Linked DNA regions of Homo sapiens: region 2 is linked to region 1. The links are chromatin contacts, found by Hi-C or POLR2A ChIA-PET in ENCODE. All regions are on one chromosome and are shown on one strand. Each heading gives the region's core, a stretch centred on a gene start or an enhancer-like site at or near the end of the contact. The rest is flanking DNA. Distances are from core to core; before and after follow the strand shown.

Evidence for each region. Hi-C counts contacts between places; a loop is a spot of excess contacts on that map. ChIA-PET counts read pairs that join two places held with the same protein, here RNA polymerase II (POLR2A). Pooled maps may share reads with other maps.
Region 2: a pooled map shows a loop between it and region 1 (4-fold over the local background). The contact joins the promoter of RPL23 here to the enhancer-like site in region 1. A Hi-C loop is called at or near these places in 3 of 37 single-sample maps with no recorded cell type and 6 of 50 pooled maps. POLR2A ChIA-PET finds 5 or more read pairs at or near these places in 3 of 52 experiments (HEK293, HepG2 and WTC11).

Annotation. Positions count from the first base shown.
Region 1 is chr17:39,752,866-39,757,803 of GRCh38, reverse strand. It overlaps IKZF3 (IKAROS family zinc finger 3), which reads left to right. Exons shown (of 8, transcript NM_012481.5): 8 at 1-86. Among named protein-coding and RNA genes, the nearest start is that of GRB7, 17 kb to the right of the region's middle. RefSeq lists enhancers at 1,524-1,833, 2,244-2,293 and silencers at 2,784-3,513, 3,654-3,703, 3,744-3,883. Within about 2 kb of position 3,508, at least 35 of the 41 ENCODE cell types and tissues checked have a DNase peak (open chromatin) inside an H3K27ac peak, as active enhancers do.
Region 2 is chr17:38,850,423-38,855,156 of GRCh38, reverse strand. RPL23 (ribosomal protein L23) reads left to right here and starts at 1,436. Exons shown (of 5, transcript NM_000978.4): 1 at 1,436-1,459; 2 at 2,052-2,135; 3 at 2,425-2,553; 4 at 4,682-4,734. The coding sequence starts at 1,447. SNORA21 (small nucleolar RNA, H/ACA box 21) reads left to right here and starts at 2,162; the gene lies at 2,162-2,294. SNORA21B (small nucleolar RNA, H/ACA box 21B) reads left to right here and starts at 3,499; the gene lies at 3,499-3,633. RefSeq lists enhancers at 1,183-1,292, 1,016-1,799, 1,290-2,489, 1,800-2,583.

The DNA of each region.
Region 1 (4,938 bases), core at 2,259-4,758:
TAAGAAATAGCCCTGCTGATAGTTTTCTAGGTTTATCATGTTTGATTTTTACACTGAAAAATAAAAAAATCCTGGTATGTTTGAAATTAGTCCTTGTGCATCCTTATCACTTATGATTTGTGTCTGCTGGTGTCAGGATGTAGAAGGGTTTCATCCCGCCCCAAGGAATACTTTCTTAATTTTGCCCCTCTATTTCTTAAAGTCCAGTTATCAAGAAAAATGAATTATCACTGAAATAAAGGTTCTCACCTGACGCCTTGCTGAGCCTACCACTGTGATCCTGCTGCTGGCCCCTGTAACCCACAAGATAGGGTTCCTGGTTCCACTGGTCCTTAGTTCACTAAGGAAACTGGAGGAGGTTGAGGACCTGGACTTAGCATGATCAGCACATTCAGCATGGTGCACCCCTATTCCAAGTCACTGCTCTGCCTTCCTCCCTCAACAGAGATTCTTCTTAAAATACAGTCAAGTTCTGACTTTTTCATGTGTGGGGGCTCACAGACATCCACATTGGGAAACTTGAGTTGCAGTCCTTAAACTCGACCATATTTAAATACAGTTTTTAGATACCTGGAGACCCAAACCGAAGGTGTTAGGGGGAAAAGTCCTAGGAGAATGGCATAGGGATGAGGCTGCTTTCTTTCCATCATCATTGTGTTCTCTCTTAGAAAACGTTAGAGAAAGTAGAGAGAGAGTCTGGCCTTCTGCTCAGCCTCATCTAAAGCACCCTCCATTTTCCGTCTTCTGTGGAAGAGGCATGAGAAAGATTGTCTGAAGTTTTAAGACTAACAAATGTGGGGCTAGGCTGGCACCAGCGTCCTCTGGCTCCATGATCAGCATCATCTCCCTCCCATCAGCACTCCAAAATGTTCAAACTGGCTGAGGGTCTCCTACAGGTTTCCCAGTCTTGCTCAAGCTGAGGAGGAGAAAGGAATGGCATGGCACCCTGCCTTTGCATTTTAGCACTGAATACATTCAAAAACGGCCCCTCAGTAGCTGGTTTTCAGCCCTGGAGAGAAGATTATATGGCCTTCCCCATCCCCAAATCCCTCCCCAAAGCAGAAGCAGCTCAGGCAGAAGAGAGGGAGACAGGGAGATCCTGACCCCCTTTGCCAGTGAGCAGGACCGGAGGTCCACACTGGCGTTGGGGTTGAATGGACTCCCAGCCTGAGAAGAGTTTTCCTTCCTGATCTTGGGAGCTAATTCAATGCCCTAGAGGGTGGTGGGCCTGGCAGTGGAGGCCACCCCACACCTGCACCCTCCTTCTTCCCCTCCCCCATCACTCAAAACCCCGGACCATTCACTTAGGTTGCTGTGCCCAAACCCTCCACCTGCAGGCAACTGCCACCCGAGGGCAGGCAGGGGGAAAGGACCTAGCTTCCTGCCCTCATCTCCTGTCCCTCAGAATCCAGGGTCTGAGGAAGAGTGGAGGTCACAACTCCAGGAAGACCAGAAACACTGGCCCAAGGGATGGTGGAGGGGCACATTCGGCCCAGGCCACAGTTCGGGCTGTGGAGCATTCCGGGATCAGACAGTTGTTTGCATAAAAGCCAAAAGCCACTGCACCTGGGGTGGGGAGGCCCTCTGGGGAGGTGCTCCCTGGCTTAGGGGAGAGGGGGGAAGGAAGGTGTCATGGAAAGTCCCTGAAGGACACGGGGTGTTGAATTTGCTGTGGTTTTGTTTTTAACTCTGTCTTGACCTGTGAAGTAGGCAGCTGCCTCCCTTCTCCGCAAATAACAGATCTTCCCCCAGAATAACACACATACCCAAGGAAAGGGCTGCAGTGGAAAGGCCTGCGGGTGATGGCAGCTACCCCCCTTCCCCAGGAGTGAGGGGGCAGGAAGCCCCAGAACAGCCTTTCCCATCACCTCGCCTCTCCACCCCAGTACCCTGGCCCCCTGGCCCAGAAGAGCTGCCTAGGCAAATAAACCACAGCACTGGGGGTGGTGGTGGATGGGAACTAGGGGGGCGATGCCACCTCCTCCCCCGGGCTTGTCCTTCCACCGCCCAATCCCCATCCCACCCCCACTGGAATTGCATTCTCAGTGTCTCACTGAGAATGTCTCACTCACAGACCTCAGCTGCCCCGCTAGACTCCTGGGGAGCTGTGTGTCTCTTTGCGTGTGCGTGTCTGTCTCCATGTGTGCCTGTCTCTCTCCTTGCATGTCTGTCTGTGTGTGTCTGTGTATCTGTGTGTGTGCGCGCGTGCACGTGTCTCGTGTGTGTGTGTTTGTGTGTGTTGAGGGAAAGCAGGCTGAGTCAGTGAATCCAGCAAAGCTCTGAAGTCCCAAGCAAAAGACAGTCGCAGACTCCCGCAACTATTTGGAGTCCTGGTTCCAATCCCAGCCCTCTCCCTCTCGGGATGAGCCCAGACACTTGACTTCCCCTTCTGGGCGTTGATTTTCCCCAGAGTCAGGGATCTCTGAAGGGCCTTCCAGCTGGTACTCCTAAGACAGGCCTCAACCTCACTGCACCAGCCGGGCTCCAGGTCTTCCCTCTCTCTCCTCTCCTCACTGGACGCTGGAGCTAGAGTAATAGTGGCCGGGCCCTGACTCTCTCAAGATGTCATTTTCCTAACTGTTCTATCAAATTCCAATCCTGGACCCCAGGGGTAGGGGACAGGATCCCCTCACCTGTGGAATTATAGGAGGCTCGGAATAACGCGCGCTGAGGCTGGGTCTGAACCCCCGGCCCCCGCCCTTTCTCAGGTTCTCCTCTTAATTCTGCGTGGACCCAGACCCCAGATTCCCGGCTAGGGTGCCTGGGAGAGGAAAGGGAGGCCGGCGGAGAGGGGGCAGGGGTGCGGCGCGCGGTGGGAGTGAGGGGGGTGTGAGGGGAGGGGCAGCTGCACTTCTGAGAAACAGCTCGGCGTCTCAGCAGCCCGCAGCCTAACCCCCTGCCTGCGGCTTCACAGCTCCCTCCTCCCGCCGCCCACGCCGCTCGGGGCCTCTCCGGGGGTCGGCAGCCCCGGCGGAGACGGTGTCTGCTGGGGAGGAGCGGCAGCTCGGGGGACAGCAAAGTGGAACCCATGGGGGGTGGGAGTGGACATGGAGGAAAGCGTGGGTCGCGTGACACCCCAGGAGTGAAAGGCCTCCCCTCATCGGGGTCCCGAGCGCCGGATCTCGGCGTGCCCGCGTGTTCCCCCGCTGCCCCCGCGCTGTCCTATCACAGCCCGAGCAGGATCCAGAAGTGAAACTGCCCGGGTCACAGCCCAGCGCCGCTGCTGCACCCCGCCCCGCCCTTCCGGGCACTGCCGCTGCGCAGGATCTCCCGGCGCTCGGGCGCCTGCGGGGAGGAAACGGGGGAGGGGCAGGGGAAGTGCCCCCGCGGGCATCTGCAGCGCGCGGCCGCTCTCCTCCGGGGTGCCCGCGCGTAACCGGGGTGGGAACCTCGAGAGACAGGAGCCCCGGAGGCCTGGCCGCGGCGACCGCACTTCCCGCGACGGCCGCTGGGTGTCACTGCAGCCGCGCGGCTGAATCGGCTCGGCGCCTGCGGGAGTGGGGGACGGTGGGACGCCGGGACTAGGCCGTCGCGCTGCACGCCAGTCTCGCCTGCCCGCGCCTGGAGGCTCCGCGACGCTGGGATGCGGCGCCCACACCTTCCTCCACCCGCCTGGCCAAGGAAGCACCTCCCGCCTCGCCCACAGACTCGCAGCGAGGCCCGGACTAAGCAACGCCCCGGGGCGACCGGCTCGTTGCTGCGGCGCCACGCAAGCCACGAAACCGATGGCGCGTCCCCTCGTGGGGCCGAGTTCAAAGAGCCGCGACCCCGACGCGCGCCCCCTGGCGAAGCCGGCGGCCTTCCCTCCGCAGAGGCACGAGGGGCCGCCACGACGGAGGGTGGCTCGGTGGAGCCTGGCGCCCGTCGGCCCCGGCGCGCGCATGCGACTTGGGTGGTGGCGGAAGGGCGGGCGGCGGGGCAGATCGCCTCAGGCACCGGCCCAGAACGGCTGAGAGACGGGTCCCCCGTGTATCCTCCCCTACCCCAACCTGGCCTGACAAGTGTGGGATCCAGCCTTACCCAGCCACCCCCTGGCCCCAACACTAAGTTCCTCCAGTAGATGTGTGGGGCAGGGTGCCTCAGCCTGGGAGGAAGGAACCCTCCCTTGGGAGGCCAAAGCGGGAGGATCACTTGAGGTCAGGAGTTTGAGATCAGTCTGGCCAACATGGCAAAACCCCGTCTACTAAAAATACAAAAATTAGCTGGGCGTGGTGGCGCACGCCTGTAATCCCAAACTACTCAAGAGGCTGAGGCAGGAAAATCGCTTGAACCCAGGGGGTGGAGGTTGCAGTGAGCTGAGATCAGCCACTGCACTCCAGCCTGGGCAACAGAGTGAGACTGTAAAAAAAAAAAAAGAGAGAGCGAGAGAGAGATCCCTGGAATCTTTTGGGAAATTGGGGTAGTGCCAGTAGGAATGCCCTGGAGGACAGGACTCAGGGCATGGGAGTTGGGCAGGTGAATGCGGATGACCGTGCCTGTTGGTCACAGCTGTGTGAGGGTGCGGGTGGCCCGTTCCATCCCTGCTTACAGCTTCCCCTCCAACTCCAAGGTCACAGGGCCCAGTTCCACTACCCAGACCCTAAGGAGATCCACGTGGTTGTCCTGAGGGGGTGGTTTCTGCCTTCCAATCTCCCTCAGTCTGCCCCAAACCACCCTAAAATAAACCTAATCCAAGTAAGAACAAAGTGCTTACAACAAAAATGCAGCTCCAGGCCCGGCGCGGTGGCTCACACCTGTAATCCCAGCACTTTGGGAGGCTGAGGCGGGCGGATCACATGAAGTCGGGAGTTCGAGACGAGCTTCACCAACGTGGATAAACCCCATCTCTACTAAAAATACAAAATTGCTGGGCGTGGTGGTGCATGTCTGTAATCCCAGCTACTTGGGAGGCTGAGGCAGGAGAATTGCTTGAACCCAGGAGGTGGAGGTTGCGGTAAA
Region 2 (4,734 bases), core at 187-2,686, 900 kb after region 1:
TCTGTCGCCCAGGCTGGAGTGCAGTAGCGCGATCTCGGCTCACTGCCGCCTCTGCCTTCTGGGTTCAAGCGATTCTCCTGCCTCAGCCTCCGGAGTAGCTGGGATTACAGGCGCCCGCCACCACGCCCAGCTAATTTTTGTATTTTTAGTAGAGACGGAGTTTCCCTGTGTTGGCCAGGCTAGTCTCGATCTCCTGACCTCGTGATCCACCCGCCTCGGCCTCCCAAAGTGCTGGGATTACAAGCGTGAGCCACAAGGCCCGGCCACTATTTATATTTTACACTTGATCTTGGCCAAAAGGCCGAGAAGCGATACTATTTATATTTTTATAATACATATCCCCATCTAACATACTACATACTGCAATTACTTATTATATCTTTTGTTTAGTGTCTAATATCCTCCTCCACCTGCACCCCAGCAGAATGTAAGCTCCATAAGGAAAAGAATGTTGATCTATTTTGTTCTCTGATGTAATCCGCTGTACGCCCTGGACAGAACCTGCTGTAAAGTAGGAGCTCAATAAGTATGTGAATTAATGTATCGTGGGAAGGAAAGAACCCAGAGAATAAGGGGCGGCTGAAGCTGTGAAAGGAGCAATTAGGCCTGGCGCGGGGGCTCACGCCTGTAATCCCAGCACTTTGAGGGACCAAGGCGGGCAGATCACTTGAGATCAGAAGTTCGAGACCAGCCTGGCCAATAACATGGCGAAACCCCGTCTCTACTAAAAATACAAAAATTAGCCCAGCGTTGTGGCGGGCGCCTGTGGTCTCAGGTACTCTGAGGCTGAGACAGAGAATTGCTTGAACCCGGAAGACGGAGGTTGCAGTGAGCTGAGATCTCGCCACTATACTCCAGCCTGGGCGACAGAGTGAGACTCGGTCTCAAAAAAAGAAAAAAAGAGTGTGTGTTGGGGGGGACGGGTCAATAAATAGAGCAATACTGTATATGTAAAATACAGAATGGTATGATACCAAGAACACATAGATGGAATGATCTGCAGCACTTCTCAACTGTATTACATTCAACGAAACCGTTTAGAGCTTGTTCTCCCTCCCTCCCCCACTTTCTTTGTTCCTTGGGGAACCCCCACACGGCACAAACCGTGTTTTAATTCCTATTCTCTAGTGTGCAGATAAGTGCCTGGCACTATTAAGTGGTCAAAAGAGGTCGTGAGCAAGTTAACAAATCACTGTTTCCATGTCCCTAACTACTCTTAAGCTCGTAGAGAAGATACTTCCTATCTCTTGCGCTTCTACCTCAACTCCCACTTCGCAGAGAGGGCTAAAAGCGACGTCGTAAACTTATTACGTAATAAGGCAGCGCCCAGAGGCGGAAGAGGCCGGTTTTTGCTCCGGCCACGTGAGGAGGGTGGGCGGGGCGTTAAAGTTCATATCCCAGTGTCCTTTGAATCGACTTCCTTTTTTCTTTTTTCCGGCGTTCAAGATGTCGAAGCGAGGTGAGGTTTTGTTTCTGGAGGATCCTCCACCATCTGTCGTGCAGTGGCTGGCGGATTCGTCAGGAGCGGTGGCCCTAGGCAGCTGGGGCGCTTTGCTCTCCTTCAGGCCGGAGAGAGAGAGCCAGGCCACCGCGAGAGCACTGCCAGGGCCCTCGAAAGTGGCAGTGGGGTGCTGGAGAGTTGAGATGGCAGGATCCCGACGTGAATGTAGTCTGGATACCGCGAGATCGCTCCGCGAATAGGGCTATCGTAATGGGGTTGAAGTTAGACTGGATTAGGCCCTGGTTTGCGCGACCTCTGCGGTTTTATGCCTTGCAGGAGTAATTGCGTTTTGCGAAAGTTAGAGCAAGGGTTGAGTCGTCTAGGTTTCTTAATTTCGATGTCAGAGTGTTAATAGTAAGAAATAGGCTACTTTCCGTGAGAATCGGGTGGCACATGGGGACGGCATAAGTAAAATCCGAGCGAGCTAATCTATAGCGTACAGTCTATCAAAGCATGTGCGGTGAATTACAGCTTGAGTATGAGGGGGAACTCCGAACCATGTCTAGATTGTGATCTCTTTATCCTGTTTCCCTTCCCTTTATATCCACAGGACGTGGTGGGTCCTCTGGTGCGAAATTCCGGATTTCCTTGGGTCTTCCGGTAGGAGCTGTAATCAATTGTGCTGACAACACAGGTGAGGTCTTTGCACGTTGCTATACTCCCCCTTTTAAAAGCACTCAATGGGCCTGTGGCTAATGACCTATTGAGCCGTCAAGAAAGGGGAGAGTGAAAACATCGCTTTTGGGTGAAGTGGCAACATGTGTTGTTTGCTTCAATCGGTGGTGTGACAAGGCGTTCTTGCGGACTAACTGCTTGGGCAGTGAGTGGAGGGAGGGGCTTTGGAAGTGTTTGGGAAATGTTATACTGATGGAACGGCCTGATGGCCCTCAACATTTTTTATTTTTATTTACATTCTTTTGTAGGAGCCAAAAACCTGTATATCATCTCCGTGAAGGGGATCAAGGGACGGCTGAACAGACTTCCCGCTGCTGGTGTGGGTGACATGGTGATGGCCACAGTCAAGAAAGGCAAACCAGAGCTCAGAAAAAAGGGTGAGTAAACACTGAGCCCACCTTAATACTGATGAGTAGTGGGGGGACGCTTTCCTTTATTGGAAAATGGATCAGTTTTCAAGGCCTCAAGTTTGTTTTCCATTGAGAGGCAGTGTGAGATAAGTATCTTAAGTTTTTGCTCATATTGTGTTGGAGGGGGGACCATCATCTTGTCACTTCCATACCTTAGTTGTTTTTTTGTTGTTGTTTTTGTTTTGTTTTGTTTTGTTTTTTGAGATGGAGTCTCTCTCTGTCGCCCAGCCCATACTGGAGTGCAATGGCACGATCTTGGCTCACTGCAACCTCCGCCTCCTGGGCTCTCAAAAAAAAATATATTACAAAACGAAAACAAGCTGCCCGTTGCTTATTTTATTATTTGTTTTTGAGATGGAGTCTCACTTGTTGCCCAGGCTGGAGTGCAGTGGCACATATCTGTTCACTGCAACCTCCACCTCCCGGGCTCAAGAGATTGTCCTGCCTCAGCCTCCCGAGTAGCTGGGATCATAGGTGTGCACCACCACACCCGGCTAATTGCTCATTACTTAATCTCAGGCTCCCCACTCAAAATTTTTCCTGTCAGGTGTATGATTTAAAGGGGGAGGCCTCAAAATACTTGCAGCTTGTGTCCTGTCTGGCTTTAGAACTTCTGGTGTTTGGTGCATTTTAACTTCAGCGCTTGCACTTTTTTCCTGTGCCTGCCTAATCTGTCTCTACCCTGGGATGTCTTGCTCTTCTAAAGAGTTCCTGGCCATCCCTTGATTTACAAATGTGATGTTGATTTGTCAGCCCTGTATTACAGTTACTCCTATTCCTGTATCCACCCCACGATGCTGTCCAGTAGATTTTTAGCCTTTGGGTTAGAAATTGTTTTTTGTTCACCATTAATATCCATTTGAGGGCTGGGTAGCACTGTGATTGTGATTCAGCAATTGCATGGGCTTTTTCCTCTTCTCAGAACACTTCCTGGGTCTGATTGGTGGCCCAGGGAGCTGTCAGAGAAGAGCAGAGCAAATGGCCTTCACTTTGTAGATGAGATGGCAGGAGGGTGGATTGTTGGTCTCAGTCAGTGGTGGGACAGACCAGAGCTCCGAACACTTCAGTTTTAAAACTAGTTGTGAGTTTCCAATTCTGTTAATGTCTTTTTTGGTCCTTGTTTCTGCTAAATGAATACATCCCCTCCCCTTGGAACTTAATATCAATAAATAACAAGCACAGAAATATGCAAAAGGACCAGGTCTACTTGAAGAATTTGTGAGGATTAAATGGTTTATGAGTAGAGGAGGGTCAGTCAGTAAGTATTGGCTACCTCATGTGTGTCCCATTACTAACTTGGTTAGACTTATCTATTTTTTGTGTAGTCTTCCTGTCATAAAAATTCTGTGTAAGGACCCCATGCTAGTATCAGTGAAGATTGTGAATCCAGGTGTGTCTGACTCTACAATAGTTCTTCACAAGCATTATATTTCACTGTGTAGTGATACTTCATTTTGAAAGTTGGGAAAAGCGTCTTTTTCACTTTAGTACAGATGGGTATAAAAGTTACTTAGGACACTAGAAAACAGTTCATTAAAAGTAAAACAAAGCCTGGTGCTTGGGCCCAGGAATTCAAACTGTTTTCCAGTGTAAATCTGAATAGCTTGGTCTCTGCTCATTGCCAGGACTGGGAGGAGTTGGGGGTCCCAGGTCCCATTTCTACATCCCAATTCAGTGATACTGGGATCTTAATAACCTACCTGTAAGGTGAAGTTGGAAAAGGCATAGGCAAGGATAGTTGTCCTGAGAGTTTTACACTTGTGAGAAAATACTGGCAGCTTTGATTTTAAGATGTGAATAGATGATCGTGGTTCATGCCTTTACTCCCTATACTCCCAGCACTTTGGGAGGCCAGGCTTGCCAACATGGCAAAACCCTGTCTCTATGAAAAAAAAAAAAAAATCTGGGCATGGTAGTGTGCACCTGTAGTCCAAGATACTAGAGAGGCTGAGGTGGGAGGATCACCTTGAAGATTGATATTTACACTGTCACTGTCTCAAACGCTGAGTGTACATTCTGTCTAGTTGGAAACTGCTTTTGTGGTGGCACTGCGACTTGACAGGTTAATGACTGCTGTCCTTTTTTCTTCTCTCAGTACATCCAGCAGTGGTCATTCGACAACGAAAGTCATACCGTAGAAAAGATGGC